Linked DNA regions of Homo sapiens: region 1 is linked to region 2. Evidence: read pairs that join two places in POLR2A ChIA-PET (ENCODE). Cell type or tissue: PC-9. All regions are shown on one strand. Links, peaks and the distances in the headings refer to the core of each region. The heading gives the core; the rest is flanking DNA.

Region 1 (17,252 bases), core at 5,791-10,790, 160 kb before region 2:
GGTGGAAGTTAACCTGCCACCCATCTGCTGTTAGCCTTACTCCTGACATTTTCCTCTGCTGCCTTGTGGCCCAGGCTGGAGTGCAGCGGTGCAATCATGGCTTACTGCAGCCTTGATCTCCCAAGCTCAGGCAATCCTCCCAACTCAGCCTCCCAAATAGCTGATGCTACAGATGCACACCCCTATGCCTGGATAATTTTTGTATTTTTTGTGAAAATGGGGACTTGCTATGTTGCCCAAGCTGGTCACTCAAGTGATCCTCCTTTCTCAGCCTCCCAAAGTGCTGGGATTACAGGAGTGAGCCACTGTGCCTGGCCTCCTCTAGTCCCTTAAATGCTAGTGTTTCTCAGTGTTCCCCCCTAAATCCAGTCTCTTATCACTCAACACACTCTCCTTGAGTGATTTTGCCCGTTCATGCCCCTGTAACCACTTGCAGCTTCTCTTTCTTGCTCACGCCTCTTTCCTGAGCTCTAGACCTCTGTATCTGACTGTATATAGAACATTCCCTCTTGGATACCTCAAACTTAAATGTTTCAAGCTGAAATGCTCATTATCTGTCTCCCAGCTATCTCTGATAAGAATCTACCCCACCTATTTATGTCCCCACCCAGCTGTTCAAGTAAAAGCCTGGCTATCACTCCTCTTTGCCTTACCCAGCCCATGAAATTAACGGCCAACTGCTAAACACGGGTTGGGCCGTCAGCTGCCTTCTGTCTACTAAAATCCCAGCAGCTGTATCTCCTCTATCTTTCCCCTTCAGTGGCTCTCATTGCCCTCAGAATGAAGCTTGGCATGGGTTACAAAGCTCCTCAAAATTGGGCCATACCTGAGTCTCCCACTGCTCATCTTGCTTGCATGCCACGCTTCAGCCTCTCTTAATGCTTTCAGTTCTCTAAAGATGCCAAATCCTGCTGTTGTTTCTCTGAGCTTTAGCATAGGCTAGTCCTACAATGAATGCTGTCATCCCATCTCATCCCGTCCTCATGCCCCTTCTTCTCTGACTAAACAGCTGCAACTACTCTTTCATTTCTTACTCTATGTCACTTCCTCCAGAAAGCTGTCCCTGACCCCACCCAGCTCCACTGGAGGTGCTCCTACAGCTTGGTCAAAACACTTCCCGTCACAGCACCTGTGCACTGTGTTCTAAGCGTCTTTTAACTTTTCTGAATCTGTGTCCTTATTCCTATGGAAGGGGGATACAGCAGAGTCATTGGGGATACTTTGTCAATCTGCACCCAAAACCTCATCCACTCCTCCCCATTCCCAGTCTGCCATGAGTGTGTACTGAGCACAGGGTGCCCCTGGTTCTCATCCTGTGCTGCACCCCTCCAGTGTGTCACGGTGGGAGAAAGGCTGAGAGCCACTGCCCTAGACTGGCAGCTCCACAGGAAAGACATTGCAGCTGTCCTGTCACCACCATTTCCCCCATGCCTGGCACAGGGCAAGGTGTATGGTTGTAGGCACTCAGGAAGAACCTGTTTGATTGATTGGGGTTGAGAGAATTAGAAAAAAATGTGCACATTGAGTTCTCAGGACGTAAAAGACATTGGGTAAATCTGGATTGTCTTTCCCACCACTTGCTAAAATGGAGCTTAGGAGTTACCATTTGATGCTTTGTGCCTGTCATCCTTGTCACCCTTCATCCTCCAAGTGAAAGGGAAAGATGTTTAGAGTGGGTTCCTAGACATGCCGCATCATTATCGCTTATTGTTTTAAGACATCTTATGAAACCTAGGCCTAAGTTTTTATTGCCACTCTGTTGTTAGTAAGCAAACTGCCTCCATTTATTTTCTCTGTTGATCTGCTTATTGGTTGTGTTTTGTTTGTTTTTGTTTTTTGTTGTTTTTTGTTTTTGAGACAGGGTCTCACTCTGTCACCCAGGCTGGAGTGCAGTGCTGCTATCTTGGCTCACTGCAACCTCCGCCTCCCGGACTCAGGTGATCCTCCCACCTCAGCCTCCCGAATAGCTGGGACCGTAGGCATACACCACCATGCCCTGCTGATTTTTTGGCGGGGCTCTTTTGTAGAGACAGGATTTCGCCACATTGCCCAGGCTGGTCACAAACACCTGGACTCAAGTGATCCATCTGCCTCAGCCTCCCAAAGTGCTGGGATTACAGCTGTGAGCCACTGCACCCAGCCTGGTTGTTTTTTAAGGAGGAACATGGCTCCCAAAATTCTTTTTTGAGGGAAGCTACCTTCAGAAAAGAAACTTTATTCATAATGTCTTTGAAGAAGTAGGACTGAAACTCGGGAGAGTCAAGGCTGGGGATATAAAGGTGTATATTGGGACCTAATGAGACCCATGGCACTTCTGAGTCTTGGCAGGGCTCCACTGGTAAGTGGGTGACTGCAAGGCAGGCATTCGTGGCCTAGGATAGTCCTGCCCAAAAGAAAACAAGATACAGCCAGATTTGGAGTCAGGGCTAGATTTGAGTTTAGCAGTGTGGCCTCGACCAATAGCACAGCCTCTCTGGGTCCTTCCTTGGCTTCATTCTTGGTAAACTGGAATTTGTTTTGTCCTACCTACCTACAATATACCCCATGGATTATCACAATAAAAACAGTTTGTAAGATATAAAGTAGTGTATAAATATTGAGTATTATTAATATGCAATGTAACTGTAAAGTGGTCAGTTATGTACTGAAAGTCAACACACATTTATTGAGCATCATATGGTTAGGTGATAGGACACAAAAGATGAATGAAGATGAAAAGAAATGTATATTTATTGATCCTGCCGACTTGTGTTCCAAGTGCTTTACAGTCTTTATCTCTTTTAATGTTGCCCAGACTGCCTTCAAGAGGCTGATGCTCAGAAGGATGACACAGGTACCTATTAAAATTCATATAAAGCCAACTATGATAAATGCCAAAATTGTCAAGGCTTAACGAGTCCTTAATAAGTCCTGATTATTTTACCTCGGAAATTTCTCTGATTTGACCCTTCTCTCTTACCCTGTAGCCACTGCCCTAATCTTCTGTGTTTTTAAGCTTTCTTCGACCATGAGGCATGGTAAGAAATACATTTTACATTGTGACACAAGAAATGCATTTTGCAGTTCAAATTTTAATAAAGTCACTTTTATATGCGATGTGAACAATTCGCAAAATGCAACTAAGAGAGGGAATCTACTCAAGATTTAAATACAACAATTAACTCTCCATTTTTTTTTGTCATTTATTTTCCAGGTAATAAACCCTACATTGCACTTTATGGTTTCAACCCTGTCGTACTTTGTGTCCAACATGATGGTACCTATGTTGAATGAGGGAGCAATTAATCTGCGAGACTCTCAGAGGTGAGGGTGAAGGTGGAGAAGGTATAAAGAAATAATGCCATTGATACTTGGCTATGGAAGAATAAAGTAGGATTAACAGACCTATCCGGAGGGGAAGGGCATGTCAAGTGGAGGGAACAGCAGTGGTGAAAAGATGGAGATAGGAGAGTTAGCAAGTGGGGGGAAAGTTCATGGAAGTGAGGTGTAGTGGAGAGTGAGGGCACTGGGTAGAGATAAGGGTGAAATATTACAGTGGGGCTGGTTGTGGAGGACCCTAGATATCATGCTATGAAATATGGATTTTGGCCAGGCGTGATGGCTCACACATGTAATCCCAGCACTTTGGGAGGCCGAGGCGGGTGGATCACTTGAGGTCAAGAGTTGAAGACCAGCCTAGCCAACATGGCGAAACCCCATCTCTACTAAAAATACAAAAAATTAGTCGGGTATGGTGGCACATGCCTGTAGTCCCAGCTACTTAGGAGGCTGTGGCAGGAGAATCACTTGAACCTGGGACGTGGAGTTTGCAGTGAGCCGAGATTGCACTACTGAACTCCAGCCTGGGCAACAGAGTGAGACTCTGTCTCAAAAAAAAAAAAAAAAAAAAAGAAAAGAAAAGAAAAAAGAAAGAAAGAAAAGAAATATGGATTTTACTTTACAGGTAATAATGAGTCAGGCTCCAAGGACATTTTTTTTTTCTAAGAAAAAAGTGACAGGGTTAGAGCTGTCTTTTTTCAGAAAGGTAGCTGCACAGAAGCCAGACTGGAGACAAAGAGACAAGATGGGAAGTAACTGTAACTTAGACAAGTGATCACGAGAGCCTAGAACAGGGGTTTTTCAAACTGTGGTTCACAACCCGTTAGTGAATCCTGAAATGATTTTAGTGGGTCACAACCAAAAAATGTTGTTTCATCCATCTCCCATTTTATGTATTCATAATTACAGGTTATGCATAAACTTTCTGGGCAGTTTAAATTTTTAATAAACTCTCCTCTATGATAGATTTAACTATTTAAAATGAAGAAAGTGAGCTTACTTAAAATTTAGCATGTTTAACTACAGAAACGTTAACTTTCAACATAGACACTGTCATTTTGGATAAAAAGTATGACAAGATTGAAACCATGAAGTATAATGTTAAAATGAGGAAAACATGGATAGTTAATTGTTGGATTTAAATCTTGAGTAGATTCCCTCTTGGCTACATTTTACAAAATTGTGTTTTATATAAAAGTGACTTTATTAAAAATCTGAACTTCAGAATTATGAACCCCGAAAATTTGAGACAGGTCTCAAATAATTTAGAAAGTTTATTTTGGCAAGGTTGAAGACGCACCCATGACACAGCCTCAGGAGGTCCTGACAACATGTACCCAAGGTGGTCAGGGCACAGCTTGGTTTGATGCATTTTAGGAAGACATGAGACATCAATCAATGTATGTAAGAAGTACATTGGGTCAGTCTGGAAAGGCAGGACAACTTGAAGCAAAGGCAGGAGGACTGGAAGTGGGGAGAGAGCTTCCAGGTCACAGATAGGTGATACACAAACAGTTACATTCTTTTGAGGTTCTGATTAGCCTTCCCAAAGGAGGCAATTAGATATGCATCTATCTCAGTGAGCAAAGGGGTGACTTTGAATAGAATGAGAGGCAGGTTTGCCCTAAGTAGTTTCCAGCTTGAGTTCTCCATAGTGATTTTGGAGGCCTAAGATATTTTGCTTTCACAGAATCCTCCCCTCCCCTCCTACCCTACCCTACACTTCCCTTCCCTTCCCTTCTCTCTTTTTTGTCTCGCTCTGTTGCCCAGGCTGGGAGTGCAGTGGCGCCATCTCGGCTTACTACTACCTCTGCCTCCCGGGTTCAAGCAATTCTCGTGCCTCAGCCTCCCAAGTACCTGGGATTACAGGTGCCAGCCACCACGCCTGTCTAATTTTTGTATTTTTAGTAGAGACTGGGTTTTGCCATGTTGGCCAGGCTGGTCTTGGACTACTGACCTCAAGTGATCCGCCCGCCTCGCCTCCCAACGTGCTGGAATTAGAGGCGTGAGCCACCACATCCAGCCCAGAATGCATTTCTTGTGTCACAATGCAAAATGTATTTCTTACCGTGGGTCATGGTTGAAGAAAGCTTAAAAACACAGACTTAGAAGATTAGGGTAGTGGCTATGGAGTGAGAGAGAAAGGGTCAAGATATCAGAGAAATTTCTGAGGTAAAATAGTGAGGACTTATTGACAATTGGATGTGGGGGTAAAGGAGAAGGAAATTAAGGATGACTCACTGGTTTCTAATTTGGGCTGCCAGGGCACATGGGGATATGGCTCAGTTCATTTCCACCAGTATCTCTTGATAGAAAGTATGGAAGCATAGACAAATGAGGAGGGCATTTTTGGAGCTCTTGAGGCACTCCACATAAGTGAAAAAGACTTGTAAACAGGGTATCTTAATAAAACATGGTAACTGCAGTCATAGAAGTATGCATGAGCCCAGAGGCAGCCCAGCGTGGGTGTTCAGAGAAGCTTTCCAGAGAAGACATTCTTTCTGAGATGCGTTTTGAAGGAGAGTTAAAGTCAGCCAGAAGTAGATAGGTAAGAAGGAAACTGACAAGACCAGCGAGAAGGAAGAGCAGGATGTTTATATGAGTCGCTGTGTGTATGCACATAATGTGAGTGGGTGTGTGAGCCAGTGTTGTAAGCAATGTGCTGTTACTAGAACCTTGAGAAGCAAGAGAGGAAGCTGGCTAGGGTAGAGATGGGTTGTAAAAAGCCTTGTCCTTCATGCTAAGGAGCTTAGCTCTTGTGTAAGATATAAAGAGTTACGGGGGTGAGGGGGTGCAGGGAAGGGGAGGGTTATTTGGGGGGGGTTTTGTGGGGTTTGCTTTTTTTGGTTTTTTTTTTTGAGACAGAGTCTTGTTCTGTCGCCCAGGCTGGAGTGCAGTGGTGTGATCTCAGCTCACTGCAACCTCTTTCTCCTAAGCTCAAGCAATCCTCCCATCTCAGCCTCCCAGCTAGCTGGGACTACATGTGCACACCACCCCGCCTGGCTAATTTTTGTATTTTTTGTAGAGACAGGTTTTTGCCATGTTGCTCAGGCTGGTCTCCAACTCCTGGGCTCAAGCAGTTTGCCCGCCTAGTCCTCCCACAGTACTGAGATTACAGGCGTGAGCAACCACACCAAGCCTGGAGGGGTTTTCAATGAGGTTAATAGTGACAAGGGCAAAATAAGGTGACTATTTTTCTTTTTTTCATGTTATAGTCCTCTTTTAAAAAATTATTATTTTAGATTCAGATGGTACATGTGCAGGTTTGTTACATGGGTATATTGTGTGATGCTGAAGTTTGGGCTTCTAATTATCCCATCACCCAAGTAGTGAACATAGTATCCGATAGGTAGTTTTTCAATCCTTGCCCCTTTCCCTCCCTTCCCTCTTTGGAATCTCCAATGTTTATTGCTCCCATCTTTGTGTCCATGTGTACCCAATGTTTAGCTCCCACTTATAAGTGAGAACATGCAGTGTTTGGTTTTCTGTTCCTGTGTCAATTCATTTAGGATAATGGTGACCAGCTGCATCCGTGTTGCTGCAAAGGACATGATTTCCTTTTTTTTTTTTTTTTTTTTTTTTTGTGGTTGCATGGAGTAAGTCTTTAAGGGGAATTAGACTGAAGGTCAAAAGATTGGAAATGGAGAAGTTAGTCTAGGTATGAGTTGCTGGACTGTACTAGGGCAGCAAAAAAAGGTGAAGAGAAATATAGAGAGCTACAGATTGACAAGGCTTGGTTACTAACTGAATATGGAGAACTCTTATCAGTCAGTGTCTGCTCAGGAAAACAGAACCCATGCCAGCAAGTTTAATAGTAAAAAGTTAATTATGGAGAACTTGTTTGAAAAGACATTAGAAAAACTGAAAAGGCGGATAGAAAACAGGAAACTTATAAGGAATAAGGCAGAGCAGGGCTACTACCCCAAAGCTGGAGGGACCAAAGGGACAGGTGGTATTACCGGAGTCCAGGAGCTATGGCTGCCTGGAGGCAGCTGGACCAGAAAAGAGAGGCAGTCACTATGGGAGAAGCACCCTGAAACAAAGAAAGGGAAGATACAGGCTGGTTTTCCTCCTCCTGCTGTCCCGTTATCTTCAGTTGCCCAAATCTAACTAGAAGCCAGTTGGGAAGGGAGCCTGGGAAATGTGACTTTTTGCAAAAAGAGCAAAGCAAGGGAAGGTGAGAAAATAGAAATGAGCATAAATAGGCAAATAAATACGGAATGAGGATAAAGAGGTAGATTAATTCCTCCCTGAAATTTGCTTAGATCAAGGTTGGAGGATAGTGTCAGAACCTGGGATTAGGAAATCAGGAAGAGGATGGGAAGACAGATAAGAAAAACATATAATCTGAATTACTGACTTTTTAAAGTCCCCCTTATTGTAGCATTGTTACGTATATACTTAAGATTATAGGTAGGCCGGGCGCAGATGCTCACGCCTGTAATCCTACCACTTTGGAAGCCTGAGCGGGTGGATTACCTGAGGTCAGGAGTTTAGACCAGCCTGGCCAACATGATGAAACCCTGTCTCTACTAAAAATACAAAAATTAGCTGGAAATCACTTGAACCCAGGACACGGAGGTTGTTGTAGTGAGTCAAGCTCGTGCCACTGCACTCCAGCCTGGGCAACAGAGCAAGACTCCATCTCAAAAAAAAAAAAATTTTTTTTTAAATTTTAAAAGAATAATTTTAATAAATATTTAGAATGGTTTTGTAGAGTCTGTTAACATGGTGGGAGAGGAAATTCAATGTTTTGAAATGCACAGTTCTTCCCCTGCAAAATTTATCCTCCCCCTAGGACTTGTTTGTAACGTTCATGTTTGCAATCTGTAGAAAAACTGGAGGAATTTGCAGGGCGTGGTGGCTCATGCCTGTAATCCCAGCTCTCAGGGAGGCAAGAGGCGGGAGGATAGCTTGAGCCCAGGAGTTCGAGACCTGCCTGGGCAATATAGCGAGACCCCGTTCTCCAGAAAAAGGAAAAAAAAAAAACAAAAACAAGAAAAACAGGAGGAATTTATTGAATCTTTACTAAGTGCCACCCACTGTATCATTAAACAGCCTTTGTAACAACAGATGACACACACTATCTCATTTAATCCATATAATAGTTTTATGAGGTAGGGACTATTTCCCGTTACTATGTTACAGATGAGGAAACTGATACCTAGTGAGGTTTAGTGTCCCTCTTCCCCTTCCCACCTAAACCTTACAGCAGTTAAATGTTGGCTAGTGCCAGAGCATTCGGCTGTCTGATTCAATGCCCAGGCCCTTCTCCCCTGTACTGTAAATGTCTTACAAACTCCAAAGTGTGTCAATCCAAATAATTAAAACGGTGATACTGTAATTGTACCTATATACATCAGTTTCCTATGAACTAGTGAATGTTTTAGTGAATGTTCTCACTTCTTGTTCACCGTAGAGTTTAATAATTGTGCTTTTGTTTCCCAATCTGCAAAATGGGAGTGCAGCAGTCAAGAACTCCTATGGTGGCAAGGGACCAGAAAGCTAAGTCAACATGGCTTATGCATCAAAAGAAGCTTATTGCTGGGCGCAGTGACTCAGGCCTGTAATCCCAACACTTTGGGAGGACGAGGTGGGAGGATTGCTTTGAGCTCAGGAGTTCCAGACCAGCTTGGGCAATATGGCCAGGTATTGTATTTTTTTCTCTACAAATAATACAAAAAAAATTACCCGGGCGTGGTGGCACACACCTGTAATCCCAGATATTCAGGTGGCTGAGGTATGAGAATTGCTTGAACCTGGGAGGCAGAGGTTGCAGTGAGCCAAGATTGCGCCACTGCACTCCAGCCAGGGTGACAGAGTGAGACACTGTCTCAAAACAAACAAACAAACAACGACAACAACAACAAAACCCAGCAGCTTATTGACTCACTTAAGCTAAAAACTCCAAGTGTTGGTTAGTCTTTCACCATTGTTAGATATGGCTCAAGTGACACTATCGGGATTATTTTTCACTCTCCGTGTATTAGCTCTGCTCTGCCTCGGCCTCATTCTCTTGCAGGCTCTCTCCTGGTGGCCAAAAAATAAAGATAAAAGGTGGCCTTCCAAGTTTACATGTCCTTGTTATCTGGTGGCCTCAGAAAGAGAGATGCCATCTATTTCCCAGCATCCCTGTCAACCTCCAAGGTCCAGTTTGGTTGCATGGCCCCCTCCAGACTAACCACTGTGTCGAGGAAATGGGACTCTCTTGATGTTCAGGCCTGTACTGGGGAAGGCAGAGCTGTTTGGTTGACAGTTCTATTAGAACCCCATGATGCTGGGGAGGGAAGCAGTTGCCCAGAGCAAGGCTTAAAGGGCAGTAACCAAGTCACAGATTTCCACACTACAGGGAATATCTGAAACTCATTCTTCTGCTTATCCAAACAGAATTCTGGAAGTGTTCAAGACCACTGCATAATTGTGCATTCTACTCTTCATTTGACTAAGAAGACATTTCCTTGCACTTCTTTTTTTAATAGCGCTTCTACTTGGAATTCTATGCCTCTTTCTTCAGGAGGCAAAGTTAAAGCATCAGAGTAACATATACTTTCGGAAAACATTCAGAGCCTCTCTAGCAACACCACATTTGTACTCCCTCCTGTCTTCCCTCCAAACTCCTCCCACACCTTCCCTCAAGAAATCTGAATTGTGATTCTGTAGAAAACCACTGGGTCTCATTTCTGATATATGTGGTCAGCAGGGTGTCCCAAGATCTAAGGTGTTGTTCTGACAATCAGTCATTCTATTTTTTTTTCTTTTGGCAACTGAAGACCCTCATTTAATTATTGAAATATTTTAGGAGGTTTTCAAAAGAATCAGTGAGTGCCATTTGAAAACTGCCTTCTGCTCTTTTGCCCTCTCTAATCCCATGCTAGCCTGGTTTATTTTAGAAGCCAGCCTGATGACCAAGATTATTCTTTAAAACACTGAGACTGGCAAGGCAGATGCTTCACAGAAAGTGGACAAGGACTCAGCCGGGGCCAGTTGTTTGTTTGTTTCCCGTTGGCATGCAGTCCAGCTTTAAAGAGTGTTACTACTGGAGTTTTAAATCTGCCAGTACATGTTAAGTATATCCTATACAATTTTTCATGAAACTTGCTTCAACTTGCCAGTACAGCTAGCTGGATGCCTATGCAAATGACCTATTCTGCTTCTGAAAATGTCTGCAATTAGTACAGCATGCTGGTCTTCCATGAATTGTTTTCTGTGTTATTAATAATAAGGGGACTATTCCTTCCTATATTGAAATATGTTAATATTTGTTCAGCAATCCACAAATACAATGTTTCTATCATTCAGCTGGAGTCCTATTTTTCTGGTGTTTTCACATTGTGGAGATTCTCTCTGCTGGTCTGGCTAGCTATTTTGGAAACAAAAGGTAGATCCAATTCTTACTTAAGTGTTGTTACAAGCCTTATGCTCCTATTTATTTAATTCTGTGCTGTTACTGTCTGGGTGGTTAGGACTTCTACGTGTAATTTTTTTTTTTTTTTTTTTTTTGAGACAGAGTCTTGCTCTGTCACCCAGGCTGGAGTGCAATGGCGCCATCTCAGCTCACTGCAACCTCCACCTCCCAGGTTCAAACTGTTGTCCTGCCTCAGCCTCCCAAGTACCTGGAACTACAGGTGTGCACCACCATGCCCAGATAATTTTTGTATTTTTAGTAGAGACGAGGTTTTGCCATGTTGGCCAGGCTGGTCTCGAACTCGTGACCTCAGTTGATCCACTTGCCTTGGCCTCCCAAAGTGCTAGGATTACAAGCCTGAGGCACCGTGCCTGGCCTTCTAAGTGTAATTTGCCTATTTTATTTTTATAGCCAAGAACACTGTTACATATTAAAACCATTTAGCTTAGCCTTCTTAGGGCTAAGTAAAACTAGTTCCCATACCCATTTCATGCCCAGTGTTCTTTCATCATTCTTTGTGCTATGTTCTGTATCCTTTCTAGTTTCTCCACATTCTTTTAAAAATATGAAACCTCAGACTGGATGTGAGTTTCTAATATGGGCTTGACCAACCTTACATATACTGGGAAAATTACTTCATGGTTTTTGTGTGTCATATTTCAGTTAATATACTGGAGCACCATGTCAGCTCTTTTTAAATAGCAGTTCTACATTGCTGACACATTCATGATGACTTAAGCTGGGCACCTAGATGATACTATAAAGCTGGCTTTCAACTATTTTAAGTTAAAGCATTATGAAAGTTGTTATGGTGGCTATAACTACCATTCCAGGAAAATCTCCTTCAAATAGATCATTGTCCTCATATTTTACATTTTGGTTATTTTTTTCCTTCTGAAAGTTCAAAGTCCTTAGCAGTAAGTTGTCTAGCCCCAATTAATTATATGGTTTCAAAATAAAATTTTACACTTATATCCTGTAATTTTAGACTGCCAAGCAAAACTTCTCAGGGAGGGCTCTCCTTTTAATCCAGTATTCTCAAACACTTTTCCCACTTCTTTTAGGGGCTCCTGCTTTTTAATTCTTGGACACCTAAGAACAAGCACCGCAGGCTTTACTTAAGACTTCTCATAACTAAATAAAATTAGTAGGTTTTCATATAATTAGCATATCTTAAAGTTTCTATTCAAAAATGCTATTTTTCATGTGTTTAATCACGTATTTCCTTCCCTCCCACTTCTATTTAATCATACCTAATATTATATAGTTTTAAAATGTTTTTGAGATGGGGTCTGGTTCTGTTGCCCAGGCTGGAGTTCAGTGGCACAGTCTTGGCTCACTGCAACCTCCGCCTCAGGGACTCAAGGGATTCTCCCACCTCAGCCTCCTGAGTAGCTGGGACTACAGGTGCCCACCACCATACCGGACTAATATTTTTTTAGTTTTCATAGAGATGGGATTTCACCATGTTTCTCAGGCTAGCCTCGAACTCCTGAGCTCAAGTGATCCGCCTGCCTCAGCCTCCCAAAGTGCTGGGATTACAGGTGTGAGCCACTGCACCCAGCCTAATATCTTTTTTTTTTTTTTTTTGAGACGGAGTCTTGCTCTGTCACCCAGGCTGAAGTGCAGTGGCATGATCTTAATTTACTGAAACCTCTGCCTCCCAGATTCAAGCAATTCTCCTGCCTCAGTCTCTTGAGTAGCCGAGATTACAGGCGCCCTCCACCACCCCTGGCTGATTCTTCTATTTTTAGTAGAGACGGGTTTTACCATATTGGCCAGGCTGGTCTTGAACTCCTGACCTCAAGTGATCCACCTGCCTTGGCCTCCCAAAGTGCTGGGATTACAGGTGTGAGCCACCATGCCCAGCCCTATCATATTTAAATAGTACTATTTAATCGGCTGGGCACAGTGGCTCACGCCTCTAATTCCAGAATTTTGGAAGGCCAAGGCGGGCGGATCACAAGGTCAGGAGTTCGAGACCAGTCTGGCCAACATAGTGGAACCCTGTTTCTACTAAAAATACAAAAATTAGCCGGGTGTGATGGTATGCGCCTGTAATCCCAGCTACTCAGGAGGCTGTGGCAGGAGAATCACGTGAACCCAGGAGGCGGAGTTTGTAGTGAGCCAAGATCATGCCATTGTACTCTAGCCTGGGTGACAACGCGAGACTCCGTCTCAAAAAAAAAAAAAAAAAAAAAAGTACTATTTAATTATACCTCCTATCACTTTTATTTATTTATTTGGTAAACACAGAGTTTCCACAGCTCACTATATTGCCCAGGCTGGTCACAAACTCCTGGTCTCAAGTGATCCTCCTGTGTCCGGAATTGGTGGGTTCTTGGTCTCACTGACTTCAAGAATGAAGCCACGGACCCTTGCGGTGAGTGTTACAGTTCTTAAAGGTGGCGTGTCCGGAGTTTGTTCCTTCTGATGTTCGGATGTGTTCGGAGTTTCTTCTGGTGGGTTCGTGGTCTTGCCGGCTCAGGAGTGAACCTGCAGACCTTTGCGGTGAGTGTTACAGCTCATAAAGGCAGTGTGGACCCATAGAGTGAACAGCAGCAAGATTTATTGCGATGAGCGAAAGAACAAAGCTTCCACAGTCTGGAAGGGGACCAGAGCGGGTTGCTACTGCTGGCTGGGGCAGCCTGCTTTTATTCTCTTATCTGGCCCCACCCACATCCTGCTGATTGGTAGAGCCCAGAGGTCTGTTTTGACAGGGTGCTGATTGGTGTGTTTACAATCCCTGAGCCAGACACAAAGGTTCTCCACGTCCCCACCAGATTAGCTAGATACAGAGTGTCAACACAAAGGTTCTCCAAGGCCCCACCAGAGTAGCTAGATACAGAGTGTCAATTGGTGCATTCACAAACCCTGAGCTAGACCACAGGGTGCTGATTGGTGTGTTTACAAACCTTGAGCTAGATACAGAGTGCCGATTGGTGTATTTACAATCCCTGAGCTAGACATAAAGGTTCTCCACCTCCCCACCAGACTCAGGAGCCCAGCTGGAGCCCAGCTGGCTTCACCCAGTGGATCCCGCACAGGGGCTGCAGGTGGAGCTGCCTGCCAGTCTTGTGCCGTGCGCCCACACTCCTCAGGCGTTGTGTGGTCGATGGGACTGGGCGCCGTGGAGCAGGGGGCGGCGCTCATCGCGTAGGCTCAGACCGCACAGTAGCCCACGGAGGGGGTGGGAGGCTCAGGCATGGTGGGCTGCAGGTCCCAAGCCCTGCCCTGCAGGAAGGCAGCTAAGGCCCAGAGAGAAATGAGTGCAGTGCCGGTAGGCTGGCACTGCTGGGGGACCCAGTACACCCCCCGCAGCCGCTGGCCCGGGTGCTAAGCCCCTCATTGCCCGGGGCCAGCAGGGCCGGCCGCCTGCTCCGAGTGCGGGGCCCGCCAAGCCCACGCCAACCCGGAACTCCAGCTGGCCCGCAAGCGCCGCGTGCAGCTCCGGTTCCTGCTCTCCGTTCACACTTCCCTGCAAGCTGAGGGAGCCGGCTCCGGCCTTGGCCAGCCCAGAAAGGGGCTCCCACAGTGCAGCGGTGGGCTGAAGGGCTCCTCAAGTGCCGCCAAAGTGGGAGCCCAGGCAGAGGAGGCACCGAGAGCGAGCGAGGGCTGTGAGGACTGCCAGCACGCTGTCACCTCTACTCCTACCTCAGCCTTCCAAAGCACTGGGATTGTAAGCATGAGCCGCTATGCCCAGCCATACCGCACATTACTATTAAATAATAGTGCTAAATTTATGAAGATATCATAAATTTATAAGTCCTGGTCAATATGGTAATATTCTATCTGCATGTAGTATTTGACCTTCTCTTTGGAGTTCATTAGATTACAAATAGACAGAGAGTGTCCATCTAAATTTACAATGTAAATCCATTTTTTTTAGCTAGGCTCATGAGTCATTTTGATTACTGTATTGATTGACAGTATTGTGCCTCCATCCATTTAATTTTTCTTTAGAGAGGCCTGTAATCCATTTCATTTCTGAAATGGTCAGGGTTCATTTGCAAAGAATAAAATCTACTGAAGCTAGTTTAAGCAGGAAAGGATTTATTATGGGGTATTAACTGGCTTAAGAACCATTGAAATACTGAGGAAACAGACTGGAGGTGGAGCTTTAAGGACAACTCACAAAGCTATGCCACAGAACTGGACCACCAAGGTAGCTATTGCCTCTTCTCCAGTCAGGAAGCTGCAGGTTCTAGAATTACATTACCACTGCCACCATACCTACTGCCATACCTACTGGCTTCAGAACTGCTTCATACTTATCATAATCCATACCAGCAAAACCCATGCCCTACCTCTTGCCGTTTTTAACCATGAAGCTAATGACTAGACAGTGAGGGTGCTCTACTAATGCTGTCACAGAAAGCCCAACACCTCCACAACTGTGCTTGACAGACAAGGTAACAGAAGCAAGGTTTGCTCTCACATGAATGTTTCACACTGGCTGAATCCAAATAAATTTTGAGACCCAGCTGCAAGGAGTCTGGGAGACCTTCCAGTTTCTGCAGAATAGGCAGGCACATTGGAAAGATGATGGAAAGGGTATTAAACACCAGTCTACAAAAATCATCACAACCACAATCAAATGTTATCTTAAATTCATTGGAATTTAAATGAGTATGCCTCCAAGCCTTGTAGTGATAAATGGAAATACTTTTACTTTTGTCATCTTTGTTTCATTTTTTTAAAAATAAAATTACTATCTCTTTCAATGGCAAGTTATAAATCAATTTTGTTATTAATTAGGGTTGAATCCCTTCCTTACAACTCTTAATGCAAATATACCTCCAATGATATTTTTATATAGGATTAAATATTACAACAGCTCTCTGTGATGAGCATTAATGAATCAATTATGTTCTCATATAATAATATATGAGCATCTGCTACACATATTACATCTAAGTAGACACAGTAGAGATTGAAAAAAATAGACACATAGCACATTGCTATTTTCCTCAAGCAACTCACATTAAAATGGGAAACAAATACACATGGAAAGATGTGCCTTCTAATTCAAAAAAATCTGGGTTCAAATCTCTCCTACTTTATCTATGAGGTGTGTAACATTGCCATATATATGTGTATATGCCAGATATGCACATATATCAGTATAGATATAGAGAAAAAACTTGGTAGCTAGAATAGCGAGAACTTAGTAGGCCTTGAATAAACTATAGCTACTATGGAGTTATAATGATAAAAGCAATACAGAAATTACAAGAGGATACAGTAAATGATTGTCATCAAGTGAGTGATGAAAGTAAGTATCTTATAAAGCATTCAATCATTTGTATTGCAGAAGCTAATTTTAGCATGAAGTGTTAACATTTTTATCTAGACTGATCCATGGAAGTTTGCTGGTCAGCGTGAGCTCTGTTAGGGTCATTGCAGTTTTTTCTTGGCTTTTGCCCTCTTGCACTCTACCAGTGGCTTATTTCCCTGCCTTGTAATCCAGGTTCTTTCTCACCAGATTCCCCCATCAAATGGACAGTCCAATGAGGGACAGATGGGGTTGTGCAAGAACAGGCTGTTGGGCCAGTATGGGGCAGGTTGGGGGTGTCTTTGGCAAGACCGAAGCCCAACAGATGTCAGAAACAACAGAAACTGATTTGCCTGCCTTTAAGGCGGGGACTACTATATGTCTTCTCTGGATAGGTGTTCAATATTTTGACAATAAAAACAAGGCCACCTTGCCCATGTGTGTTTGTTTACCATGGCATTGTCCCCACTGCATATGATTTTTAAAATGTATTTGAGTCCCGTTTCCTTGATGCAGATGCCTCTTTATTGTTTGTTGAGGTAGCAGACCACCCACATTATAATTTTCCCTAATGTAAAAACTGATAATAGCTAATATTTATCCAATGCTTACTATGTGTCAGTCACTTTTACATACTTTGTTTACTTTATCTCATTTCATTTTAATTCAATGAAGTGAATGAATCTTGATTTTTACACATGAGGAAATAGATGATGAAAAAGCCCATCTTGGAAAAATATTTATTGAAATGAGCTGTTTCACTCATGCATATATGTATGTATGTGTGTGTGTGTATCTGTTTTATGTGTGTGTGTGCAAAAAAATCTTCGCAAAAACCACATAAGAATTATACACACGGGTGACATATAAAAAAACAAAGATGCACTCAAAAACAACCCAAAAATGTTTTATCTGGGTAGTGAGATTTTTGTTTTAGAACCTTTTTCTCCTCAAGTTTTCTACAACAAAGATTTTAAAAACTTTTGGTAGCTATAAAACTTTCAATAAATGCAGACAATTTTTGCTTGATGGCACAGTATACTTTCAGCATCATATAGTTAACTCAAACAGCATACTCTTTGACTAGTTAAATCTAGTATTCATAATTATATATTTACATCAGATTTTGAAGCATAATTTATTTACATTAAAATTCATCCCCTTCTAATGTACAGTTCAATGAGCTTTGACACATGTCCAAAATCATATAGTGACAACCACAATCAAGATAAAGAACATCTCCATTCCCCAGAA
Region 2 (13,257 bases), core at 4,403-9,402:
AATTTCATAAAGGTGCAAAAATGTAAATGTAAATCATTATCCAGCTAATATATATGTTGTATTTCCCTAGTAGGAGAGCATATGTACCTCTTCCTAGTTATACAAATTTGATATATAGTAAAGAAACAGTAAATTCTACTTCAAGTCATTTTGGGAGGATTAAAAACTGAATTTCTCTAGTTTGACCATTGTACAGATTTATCTGGCAATTTTACTAAAACCTGATTTATAGGTTAAACTTGGTGTATATCATATATCACTTTACTTTAGAGGAATTAAGATTTCACATAAATCCATTTCCAGGTTCCAAAGACCAGGAAGAGGCTTGGTTTTTGTTTTTCTTTTTACTGTCTTTACAGTCTCCTTGACTTTTCTTAGGAGAGAAGGTACTGAGAAAACATGATTCTAATATTTATTATTTTTTCTTCCAACATTTTCTTATGAAACATTTTCAAATACAAAATTGAGTTTTATTTAAAACATTTGCAAATATACTACCTAGATTCTACCATTGTTGTTTTATATTTGCTTTACTTACAACTTTTAAAAGATGCTTTTTATACCACTGAACATTTTAGCTTACATTTCACAAAGAAAAGAAAAAATTTAAGAGACTTTGCATAATGTTTTAAGGGGTTGCAGTAAAGAAGTGCTTCTTATATTTTCTTATGCATACAAATCAGCTGGGCTTATTAAAATCCAGATTCTAATTCAGAAGGTTTAGGTGGGGACCGAGTCTGCATTTCTAACAAACTCCTAGGTGGTATTTTTCTTGGTACTTGGACCATACTTTGAGTAGAAAAGCAGTAGAGGACATAAAAAGAGTCTTGTTAGTCCCACTTTGTTGCTGTCCACTTCTCATTTGATAATATCCTAAAATAGCTGTGTCTCCTTTTTGGTGGTTGTATGATTACTACCTCAGAAGTACTAATTGATTCTTGCTATTTGACCTTAATACTTTAATATAACACAGCATTCATATTTGATCAGAAAACTATCTGGCTTCCTTTTATAAGAGATTTTTAGGTTTTATACAGTTTTGTGGCCTTGGGTTTTTTTGTTTGATTTGTTTTTTTGAAGGTATATAATATGTAAGTAGATAAACAAATTTGATTTGTAGACATTTTTATGTGGATCATCTAATTAAAAATGGAGGGATACAGTATGAAAGAATACTTGTACTTCTTAACAGAGCACTCAACCTTTCTTTTACATCCTGTTTCACTGATGTTATTATGTAATTTATGTTGCTAAACTATAAATTAGATATTTAATTTCTGTTCTTTGATTTCCTTTTATTATTAAATGGACTTGTTGATTTGCCTAGAAATTAATTTGCCTTTCAAAAGTCTTATTAATCTTCCTCCGTTGAAATTAATTTGATATTTGCATGCTTCTGGAAGACTTTAAAGAGCTATTCCGAGTAACTGTAGAGATTATAAAATGAAATATGGGAATTTTAATAAATTTTACATCTCCAGTTACTGGTGAAAATGTCAAGTCCTCCTTTCTGCAGAGTATTTTGTTACTCATCTGTTATTCAGCTTATTTATTTATTTATTTATTTATTTATTTTTCTTTCTTTCTTGTTTTTTTTTTTTGAGACGGAGTCTTGCTTTGTCGCCCAGGCTGGAGTACAGTGGTGGGATCTTGGCTCACTGCAGGCTCCGCCTCCCGGGTTCACACCATTCTTCTGCCTCAGCCTCCCAAGTAGCTGGGACTACAGGCACCCGCCACCATGCCTTGCTAAATTTTTGTATTTTTAGTAGAGACGGGTTTCACTGTGTTAGCCAGGATGGTCTCGATCTCTTGACCTCGTGATCCACCTGCCTCGGCCTCCCAAAGTGCTGGGATTACAGGCATGAGCCACCGCGCCTGGCCCTTATTTGTTTTTTAAACAAAATTAGTGTGCATATCCTTGTTGTATTTTATCGGCAAGTTGTTTTATGCCCTAACTTTTGGGGTCTTGATCATGAGCCTAAAACACGTAAACACCCAAAAAGAATTATATTCCGGTTAAAGGAACAAAACATTCATTTAGAAGTTCTCATCCATGTAAATCAGAGGCTGGCAAATATTTTCTGTAAAGGGCCAAGATAGTAAATGTTTTAGGCTTTGAGGGCCACAAGTGGTATCTGTTGCATTTTTTTTTAATTATGACCCTTTAAAATGCAAAAATCGTTGTTAGCTTGTGCATAGTATAAAAATAGGCTGGCCGCATGCTGTGGCTCATGCCTGTAATCCCAGAAATGAGGTGGGAAGCCGAGGTGGGCACACCACCTGAGGTCAGGAGTTCGAGGCCAGCCTGGCCAACGTGGTTGAAACCCCGTCTCTACTAAAAATACAAAACTTAGCCAGGCGTGGTGGCGGGTGCCTGTTATCCTGGCTACTCAAGGGGCTGAGGCAGTAGAATTGCTTGAACCTGAGAGGCAGAGGCTGTAGTGAGCCCAGATCAAGCCAGTGCACACCAGCCTGGACGACCGAGCGAGACTCTGTCTCAAAAAAAAAAAAAAAAGGCTGTGGCTGCATTTGGTCCATTGGCTGTAATATGCTGATTCCTAATTCTCTGGGTAACTTTAGTGTTTGATTAGCTACTAGAAGTTAGGTTAAACTTTTGTATTTTACAGGCTAACTTTAATAATCTTAAAGTAAAACTTAACATAGTTCATGGAAAGGAAATAGAAATTTTACCCTAGTACTCTTTTTTTTTTTTTTTTTTTTTTTTGAGGCAGAGTCTCCCTCTGTCACCCAGGCTGGAGTGCAGTGGTGGGATCTTGGCTGATTGCAACCTCCTCCTCCTGGGTTCAAGCAATTCTTGTGCCTCAGCCTCCCGAGCAGCTGGGACTACAGGCACGCACCACCACACCTGACTGATTTTTGTATTTTTAGTAGAGACAGGGTTTCGCCATGTTGGCCAGGCTGGTCTTGAACTCCTGGCATCAAGTGATCCTCCCATCTGAGCCTCCCAGTGTGCTGGGATTACAGACGTGAGTCACTGTGCCTGGTCTCTAGTATTTTTTTTTTTTTTGAGACGGTCTCACTGTTGCCAGGCTGGAGTGCAGTGGCGCGATCCTGGCTCACTGCAACCTCCGCTTCCCGGATTCAAGCGATTTTCCTGCCTCAGCCTCCTGAGTAGCTGGGACTATGGGTGCACACCACCACGCCCAGCTAATTTTTGTATTTTTAGTAGAGACGGGGTTTCACCATGTTGGCCAATATGGTCTCAATCTCTTGACCTCGTGATCTGCCCGTCTCGGCCTCCCAAAGTGCTGGGATTACAGGCGTGAGCCACTGTGCCCAGCTGTACTTTTTAAGATAAGAATTGCAGGGTATATATTTTTACCAACTTAATAACTTATAATTTTAAAAAGCTAATTACTTGGCTAGAATATAATGCGTTACATATTCTTTACACTCAGTTCAGTCCATATCTGAAAGGCAAATAGAATTATTTTCTGCTAGTACATTGTGTAGTCCCTATGTTCCTAGTGTATAAGGACTGTTACCTAGTTCACATTTATCTGGGTTGTTGACAGATTTTCCTGGTCCCTTTGGACAGTGCATGGCCATGTTGGCAAAAGCTGTCAAAATTGAAACATTGACACCATGAGAATTGTGTGTTTTCCAGTCTGCTAAAATCAAAAGTGGGAGGGTTCAGTAAGGTGAATAACAGAAGCAGAGTTTTCGGGGTATCTGTTACTCCTCATTCGGCTTTTCTGCTCTCTGGGGGTCTCAATTTAAATATAATGTGAAAATTAGTTTTACGAACCTAAAAATGTTGAGTGATTCATTTCCTGGTTTTGTTGTTAATTTCTAGATATTTAAATTAATTGTTAGAAGAACCCCGTTAAAGAATGCTTTGCAAAACAACCTCCTTATGTGCTATGTCTCTGTTTAATAGTAGTTGAGTTTGTGTACATGAGATCAATATTTTGAACTATAGCTTTTTATGAGTTAAAAATTGACGGAACAGTTACTGTGCACTTGCTGTGCACCATGGTAGTCTCCCAAGTAGTGGTTTTTCTGCATTTCAATAGTACATGAGATAGGCTGTGGGTGGCAAGGTTTCTTGAGAAAGTGAGGGATGCACAGTTGGGTTTTAGAATACATCTTGTTCCTCCATGCCCTTCCCCACCAAAAGGCTGGTAGTCTTGCATTTGTATATAGTTAGGGTATTTGATGTGTTGCTTCCTTGACAGAGTTTTGCAAGAATTTGCAGATTTAACAGGAACAAAAACTTACTTAAAACAAAATCTCTTAGTAAAAGCATAGTCTAGCAAGATTTAGAATGATACTTTGGCTAACAGTACTTTCTCTATATGGAGTGCTTTGTTTCCATAGCCTCACAAGTATGTTTTCAGATAATAGTTGAGTTGAAAATGTTGTCAATCTCTTGATTTTAAAAAATTTACATATTTAAAGTTGTATACTTTTGTTCCTACGTATTTTCAGTTGTTCTTAAAGTTTAATAAGTGACATTTGAAAATGAGTATATGTGTATAAAAACAAAAGTAGGCTAGGCACGGTGGCTCATGCCTATAATCCTAGCACTTTGGGAGGCTGAGGCAGGCGGATCACAAGGTCAGGAGTTTGAGACCAGCCTGGGCAATATGGTGAAACCCCCCTCTACTAAAAATACAAAAATTAGCTGGGTGTGGTGGTGCATGCCTGTAGTCCCAGCTACTCAGGAGGCTGAGGCAGGAGAATCGCTTGAACCCGGAGGTGGCGGTTGCAGTGAGCCGAGATTGCACCACTGCAGTCCAGCCTGGGCGGCAGAGCGAGACTCCATCTCAAAAAAAAAAAACAAAAAAAGAAAAAGTTAAAAAAAAACAAAAAACCCCCACAAAATGAGTATATGTGGCAACAAGTCCTATTCTCAAAAAAATTATTGTGTGCTAGTTAAGAGCTTAATGAGTAGCCAGTCGGTATTAAATATCTGTTTCAGCTATATTTTATCTTTAAAAATTATCTACAGATTTTGGAATGTGAAAAACTAGTGTTTTGTTTCATAGGTATATACTGTAGGCATTTTAAAAATAAGAGCCAGTGCCAGTGGTTTACAGTGTACACAAGGATAATGTTCTCATGTTCTCTTGATGTCAGTATGACTTTAAAGCATATTATCAAGAAATAACTAAGTCTGAAAAACTGTGGTAAATAACTGGTACTCTAAAACCTAAGTTTCTTATTACTAAAAATAAGAAATGGTAAAAGTCACCCTGTGCTGTTAATTATATGAGCCACTGAGGTCCTGACACTGAATTCTTGGTGGTGGATAATAATCTCTTCTTTTTAATTATTGGCTTCCAATTCTCTCTGCATTGCTGGAAACAAAAATCATATATTTCACTATTGGTGGTGGGGATGCTGTCACTGAAAAAGTAGACACATTCATATTGATTTTAGAAATAAGTTAAAATCAAAATTTGCTTCTGCTAAATTAGTAGAGGACCAATACTGTTTTTCTCCTTCATAGTATGTTTTGGTACTTCTACATTGACATTATAACTTTTTTTTTTTTAAACAGAAATAGAAGTTTACATTCTTAGAAAATTTATGAAAATATGAGCTTTTACCTGGTTTGTGTGTGTGCGTATATATATACACATATTTTTAAATTTCTTACATTGATTTTCAAATTGAAAGAGAACCATTTGTGAAAGTATCTTAACAGAGCTCATGCTTTACATTTTACATGCTACAAAGTTATTTTAGTGCCTTAAATTATTTATGTTGCTTATTAATGAAAATTTTGGATACATAATTTTTTCAAGACAAAGGTAAAAATAATAAACCCTTTCCTTCTGAGGATTAATGATAAATATAAACTTTAAAACGATTAAAAAAATTTTTTTAGAGACAGGGTCTTGCTCTGTTGCCCAGACTGAAGTGCAGTGGTGCAGTCATAGCTCAATGAAGCCTCAAACTCCTGGGCCCAGGCAACCCTCCTGCCTCAGCCTTTTGAGTAGCTGGGACTTCAGGCTCATGCCAACATGCCTAATTTATCTTATTTTTAGTAGAGATGAGGTCTCAAACTCCTGGCATCTCTTGCCCTCTCAAAGTGCTGGTACTACAGGCATTAGTCACCACACCTGACACTTAAAATCTTTTATATACAGGTGTAAGTGGGTATCTAACTTAAAGTGCCAACGAATGTAGTTGAAAGTTTGTAGTTGGCTTAGCTAACTAGTTAACTAAATTGATTCCATTAAAAATAAGATAAGACTGCTCTTAGAATATAATGATTTTTGTTATTCGTTAAATATAAATATATCACTGGATAGTATATGTTAATGACTTGAGATACGCATTTTAACATATAATCACGTTACTTAAATGCCTGCCTTTGAACTGAAACTTAACATTATGAATTTAAATTAAAGTTTGACTTTAGAGGTAAATTTCTGTACTTTACTAAAGCAGTTCTTAATATAATTCTGAGATTTCTAAAAATTAGTGTGCCCTAAAGAATTGAGGTGTGTTTTTCTTAACTACTGTAGGCAGTAGATGTACAGATGACTTCTGCATGCAAAAATTAAGCCCTAGCCATTGGTTTACTTCAACTAATACTTAGTTGCCAATTCTCTGTGTGTGATTGAATTTAAAACTGCAAATGGTACTGGTGATACATTAACTTTTTAGGTGCTAGGTCCACTTTGTTACATTTGGTTCAGTAGAAACATTGATGTTACCAATCTCAGAAAGCTAAAATATGTATGCCAATCCCCAAATTAGGTAATTTATTCTTAATTTTAAGATAAAAGAATAGAATTCCCTTAAAATTAAATGTGGAGTAAAATATACCAGCTTTAAAAAATATTCACCTTTCTGTTAGAAGAATGAACATAATATTACATCTTTTAATTTGCACTATATATAGATTAATATTTCTGTGTATTTCTCTGTGCCCCTACTTTGATGGTATGCTTTTCTGAACAAACTAGCAGCACAGTTAACTAAGCACTTTGCCCCGTTTGATGACTGCCTAATTTTCTAGATTGGAAAATATTAAAAACTTTTATCTCCATATGGCCAATATATGATTGTACCTGTTGTCATAGCTCTCTTATGTTTAAGCAAGAAAAACCCTATTAAGAGTATTTAAATTAGAATGGAAGGCACACAGCCAGTATGATTGAACACTGTTCTAAAAATTATTTTTAAGACTTGTAGTAAGGCCAGGTTTGGTGGCTCATGGCTGTAATCCCAGCCCTTAGGAGGCCAAGGTGGGCGGATCACTTGTGCTCAGGAGTTTGAGACCAGCCCGGGCAACATGGCAAAACCCTGTCTCTACGAAAAATACAAAAATCAGTCAGGTGTGGTGGTGCTTGCCTGTAGTCCCAGCTATTTGAGAGGCTGAGGCAGGGGGATCACCTAGCCTGGGAGGTCGAGGCTGCAGTCATGATCGTGCCATTGCACTCCATCCTGGGCAACCCAGTGAGACCCTGTCTCTAAAACAAAAAAATAAAAAAAGAACTTGTAGTAAGGATACAAAATGCTCCTATTTTGTGTGTGTCCTTTAATTCATGATGTTTTTATATTATGGTAAGCAGCTCTCATTTAAGATTTTAATAATGTAATTAAACATGTACAGAAGACCCAGTCTCAGCTTCACTTGTATACCCTGGAAATAGACTGAAAGGTGTTAAAATTTAAGATAAAACTCAAGGTTCCAGTTTCTTGACTCACCTTTGAGATTCTTTTATGTTTTTGTTGTTTTTTAACAAAGGTTTCACGTCCATATTTTACCATTTTTCTTCTCATTCTCCCCTGGAGGAGGGTGTGGGAATCGATAGTATATAAATCACTTTTTTCCTAAGTCAAAGAAGTAATTTAAAGCTAACTTCAGTTTAGGCTTTAATTCCAGGACTAGCAAACTAAAATGGTTGCATTAATTGACAAACAGATGCTAATACCTGTGTTTAGGCTTGTCATAATCTCTCCTAATTCCTAATTTAAAAATTTTAAAATTTAATTCCATTAGAAAACAAAACTGACTTTTAAGAACAAACCAGGATTCTAGCCCATATTTTAAAACTGCATCCTCAGTTTTATTCAAACAGTCTGATGTCTGTTTAAAAAAAAAAAAATCTCAAGCTCATAATCTCAAACTTCTTGCACATGGCTTTCCCAGTAAATTACTCTTACCAATGCAACAGACTTTAAAGAAGTTGTGTTTTACAATGCAGAGAGTGGAGGATGCTTTTTATACATTGGTGAGAGAGATCCGACAATACAGATTGAAAAAAATCAGCAAAGAAGAAAAGACTCCTGGCTGTGTGAAAATTAAAAAATGCATTATAATGTAATCTGGTAAGTTTAAGTTCAGCACATTAATTTTGGCAGAAAGCAGATGTCTTTTAAAGGTAACAAGGTGGCAACCACTTTAGAACTACTTAGGTGTAGTATTCTAACTTGAAGTATTAAAAGATAAGAAACTTGTTTCCATAATTAGTACATTTATTTTTAATCTAGTGGGAATTAATTATAATTGAGACAATTTTGATGGCTGTAGTAGACTAATCTATATTTGGCATAAAGTCTAATGATTTAATGAGTCTTAAGTAAACTAAATATTTGGAAACTGATATTTACCTTTATTTTTAAGGGAAAAGTTTTGAGATAATCAGCAGCTTTTTTTTTTTTTTTTTTTTTTTTAGTAGGGAGAAAAAGATATGAGCTATAGTAGACAGCAGTAATATTGAATGGCCCAGAAGGTGGGAAAAAGCCACTCTTAAATGTATTTTTTCTTTTGGATATTTTACAAGCAAATAATAACTTCTGCCTAAGTTCGCCATCTCAGTGGCATCAGCAGCACAGCACTTTCTTATCCCAGTGAGAAACCTGGGAATTTTAGGATGACTCCTACCGCCCTCTTTTCCCCCTGGTTTGGAAGTATCCACAAATTCCTGTGACGTTACATTCTGTGTCTTTTATGTCATCATTAGTTCAGGCCCCTATCATTTCTTGTTGGACTGTTAGAACCTCCTATTTGGTTTACCAGTTGCTGCCATCATTCATTGTGAAACCGGAGAGATACACTTTAAAGAAATGTCATTTTTGGCCGGGCGCGGTGGCTCACGCCTGTAATCCCAGCACTTTGGGAGGCCTAGGCGGGTGATCACCTGAGGTCAGGAGTTCAAGACCAGCCTGGCTAACATGGTGAAACCCTATTTCTACTAAAAATACAAAAAATTAGCCGGGCGTGGTGGCACGTGCCTGTAATCCCAGCTACTTGGGAGGCTGAGGCAGGAGAATTGCTTGAACCTGGGAGGCAGAGGTTGCAGTGAGCTGAGAATGCACCATTGCACTCCAGCTTGAGCAACAAGAGCGAAACTCTGTCTCAAAAAAAAAAAAAAAAAGTCATTTTAGCTATAGAATAAAATCTCATGTTCCACATGTGTTGCAGATAGTCCTTACTACCTTCCCACCACTCCAGCTCTTTTTTGGTCTTATATCTAAAAACGTCATCTTGCCTGAATTTCTTTTGTTCTTCTATAAATAAATACCATGTTATTTCCTACCTTCCCTTGAGTCTTGGCTCTTGTTTGGAATGCCAGTATTTTTATCCCTAGTCTTACTAATTAGCTAACACTCTCATGATTCCCCAGTCTCCTACTCTCTAAAAACCTTTCTTTAAACCCTTAGACTAGGCATGGAGCCCTTCCTGTGTATTCCCAGAATACTATTCTTAACTATTATATGCTTCCCATGTTATGTTGAAATAACTAACCTCTTCTGTTTCATTCCTATATTACTTGACAGCAAAATCTTAGCCAGAATTACATATTTTTAATCTTTGCACACCCATTGCCTAGTAAGGTTCCTGGGACATAGTAACTACCCAGTAAATATTTATTGCGTGGAATTCTCATTTTCGTTTCTAAACCCGTATTAAACTCTGTCTTGCTCAGAAAATACTTCACTAGGTATCATAAAGTTCATGGCAGAGCTTAAGCTTTGGATGCATATTGTTTGTAATATATCATGTTCTTAAGAATAGGCAATAAAATTACAGTTTTCAAAAACTACTACATTTATTATATTTATTACAAGTTGGTGTTCTTTATTACATGAATTTTAGGTATTTCCCAAAAGTATAAAATATACATTTGAATAGTAGACTCAATCCCAAAAGATACTACGTGGTGTACTAATCTACTAAACTCAGAAACAAAGCATGACTGGCATTAATTTTTGTTGAAATTTATGAACTCTGAATGTTTTTGAATATCATTCTGTAAAGCAATATTTTGCAATTAAAGCAATTTTGCATGTTAAATTTTACCACAACCTCTAAAATATTGCAAATTTAACAATACAGTTTGAAAAGTTACACATTTTAAATAACAGTACCATGACCAGATTTAGGTGGTGGTTTTAATTTTTTATTTTCTCCTCCTATTGTCTCACCATTAGATGATTTTAAAAATAGAATTGTTTAGAGTAAAATAAGTGTTATGCTCTAATTTATATTTAAAATGAAGGTTTAAGCACGTACTATTCTAAAATTTCTAATTTGTGCAAATTATGTTTTATACAGTGACTGTAGGTGAATGTCACAATTGTTTGATGTGACGAATCCTTGTTTTTCAGTACACGTGGAAGTAATTCATATAAAAGAGAAGTATACTTGGTAATTAAAAATTTAAAATTAAATACAATTTAAAAAAAAATTTATTTGACAAGCTGGCTGTGGTGTGTGTGCCTGTAGTATCAGCTGCTTGGGAGCCTGAGGCAGGAGGATTGCCTGACCCCAGGAGTTTGAGGTTGAAGGGAGCTATGATGGTGCCATGGCACTGTAGCCTAGGCAACAGAAAGAGACTCCATCTCTTAAAAAAAGTAAAAATAAAAAAATTTTGGCACAGGGACAGTGGCTCACACTTATAATGCCAGAACTTTAGGAGTCCACAGCGCGAGGACTGCTTGAGGCCAGGAGTTTAAGACCAGACTGGGCAACGTAATGAGACCCCACCTTTAGGAAATAAATACATAAATAAAAATTTGACAATGATAAACATATATAAATTAGCTTTTCTTAGTCCTGAAAAAGATAATGTTATGTGTATGTGTGAGAATGATTAGTTCTCATATGAGAAAAAAAGAATTCATTGCTCTGTGTAGGTTGTGACATTTCCTTCACGATTGAAATTAATTAATTTTTTTTTATTACTTATTTATTTTTAAAATAGAGACAGGTTCTTGCTGTGTTGCCCAGGCTGGTCTCAAACTCCTGGCCTCAAGCAGTTCTCCTGCCTCAGCCTCCCAAATTGCTGTGACTGTAGGTGTGAGCCACTGCACTGGGCCAAAATTACTTAATTTTAACAAGATGATGTAGAGAGGAGAGTTCATTGCAACATAAGCCTAGAATCTTTGTCAGAATCTTAGGAAGTAATGTTTTCAAATTCTGTGTTTTCACCATAAAATGTGTCTTCTCTGTGTCCATCACATGGTTTTTCATTGTTTTCTGCTTTACCATTTTAGTACCATTGGCATTTTTCTTCATTGTAAAAGTAGTAGAAATGGAGTAGATTACATAAGGATGTGATCAGAGGGAATTTATTCATTCAGGGTAAGGGAGTTAGATCCTCTTTTAAGATTCTATCACATTCTAAGGGTTTATGATTCTAAACTGTCAAGTAAATTGTCAAGTGCTGGCAAGCTACAGAATAATTTTTATTGTATCATTGGAAATTTTCCCCTCTATATGTGTTAAAGAGTTTAGCCTGAAGGGATACATACACATACATATATGTAATCAAACCTTGATGGTATTGTATTGCTGATAAATTATTTCTTACCACTTTTCCTTTCTCCTGTGGGAGAAACAAAAGCATATGTTTGTGTAGTATCAGTAATGATATTAGAGAGTGGGAAACATCAGTGAGTGCAGTTTGGGGACTTTATTGGAGACTTTCACTAGTGCTCAAATAAATAATGCTGGTTTTTATCCTACTGTTTGCTTAATGTGGACTAGCCTCTTATTCCCATTCTATGTTTACCTCTCTTAAAATATTGGTCACGCTTTCTTGAATTATAGATCTATTAGGAAAATTCATGAACTGTAGCTAATTTTCATTGTTCATGCTCCAGATTTATTTTGAAATATCGTTAATCTTAGTAGTACAGTAAAGGAGAAATACCACTTAACATTTTTTGTTTTTTTTTCTTTGAGACAGAGTCATGCTCTGTCACCCAGTCTGGAGTGCAGTGGTGCTATCTCGGCTCACTGCAATGCACTTCGCCTCTCCGGGTTCAGCAATTCTCCTGCCTCAGCCTCCTGAGTAGCTGGGATTACAGGCACCTGCTACCACACCCAGCTAATTTTTGTATTTTTAGTAGAGACAGGGTTTCACCATGTTGGCCAGGCTGGTCTGAAACTCCTCACCTCAAGTGATCCACCCGTCTTGGCCTCCCAAAGTGCTGGGATTACAGGCTTGAGCCACCGCACCCCGCCCACTTAACATTTTAAATTAATTTCAAGATAATATCACTTGAATATTTTTACACATATAATTTTTTTAATACATTTATTTACACAGTTTATAATATCCTACAAAGTGATTACAATGAGTAAAAACCCAGTTTTCATTGTTCCTAAAGTGGCTTGATTTATACAACTTAATGTGTTGGGTATTTGTTTCTAAGACTCCCTCTGCTGTCTAGGTTTGGAAGTATTGTGAGGTTAACAGATTTTCTTTTTATAGTTACTACTCAGTTGAACAGGCTTTAAAATACAGAGAGAATCATATTTTTTCTTCATTTTTTGCTTTTATTTATATTTTTCTTTTAATTGGAGACATGACAAGAATTGACTTGTGTATGGATCTTGCATAATTTAAGTACTGCAGGTTTAAAATCTACTACCAGTTTGAGAGTGCCATTTTTCACACTGTAGATTATTAGGTTGAAAAGTATTATGGCTTAAAATCGCTTTTAGCCATTAAATTTAAATAACCTTGCTTTAATCATAAATAGATGGTGGTCACAATGACTAACTGTTAAACTCTTTGAAGACAGGATATTTGGCTTTATATGGCAAGCTTTTGAATACAACAGAAATTAAAACTTTATGGGATAGAAAGAATCTCCTCCAAATTGGTAAACTATAAGACCTTTCAAATGATTTAGCTAATTTCTCCACAAATCTGAGGTATTAGTGTTTTTTTTAAAGTGGTATTCTCCTGTGTTGGGGTCACTTTAAACCTTTTTCTTAATGATAAATATATGAATTGAAACTAATCCCTTAATATATAT

What was found. ChIA-PET counts read pairs that join two places held together with the same protein. Peaks named below come from ENCODE experiments on the same cell type or tissue, not always from the same donor. Only the 100,000 strongest peaks of a DNase experiment are listed, where the experiment ranks them.
Region 1: POLR2A ChIA-PET joins it to region 2 with 14 read pairs; 23 of 35 experiments call an interaction of 5 or more read pairs at or near these places.

Annotation. Positions count from the first base shown.
Region 1 is chr12:25,366,310-25,383,561 of GRCh38, reverse strand. No RefSeq gene overlaps it. Among named protein-coding and RNA genes, the nearest start is that of KRAS, 120 kb to the right of the region's middle. RefSeq lists enhancers at 13,449-13,949, 13,950-14,450. In PC-9, for the core only: no CTCF peak of the experiment used is centred there; no DNase peak of the experiment used is centred there.
Region 2 is chr12:25,210,493-25,223,749 of GRCh38, reverse strand. The region is part of intron 4 of KRAS (KRAS proto-oncogene, GTPase); the gene reads left to right. LOC124902899 (a long non-coding RNA gene) reads right to left here and starts at 8,199. Exons shown (of 2, transcript XR_007063246.1): 1 at 7,690-8,199; 2 at 3,876-5,324. In PC-9, for the core only: no CTCF peak of the experiment used is centred there; no DNase peak of the experiment used is centred there.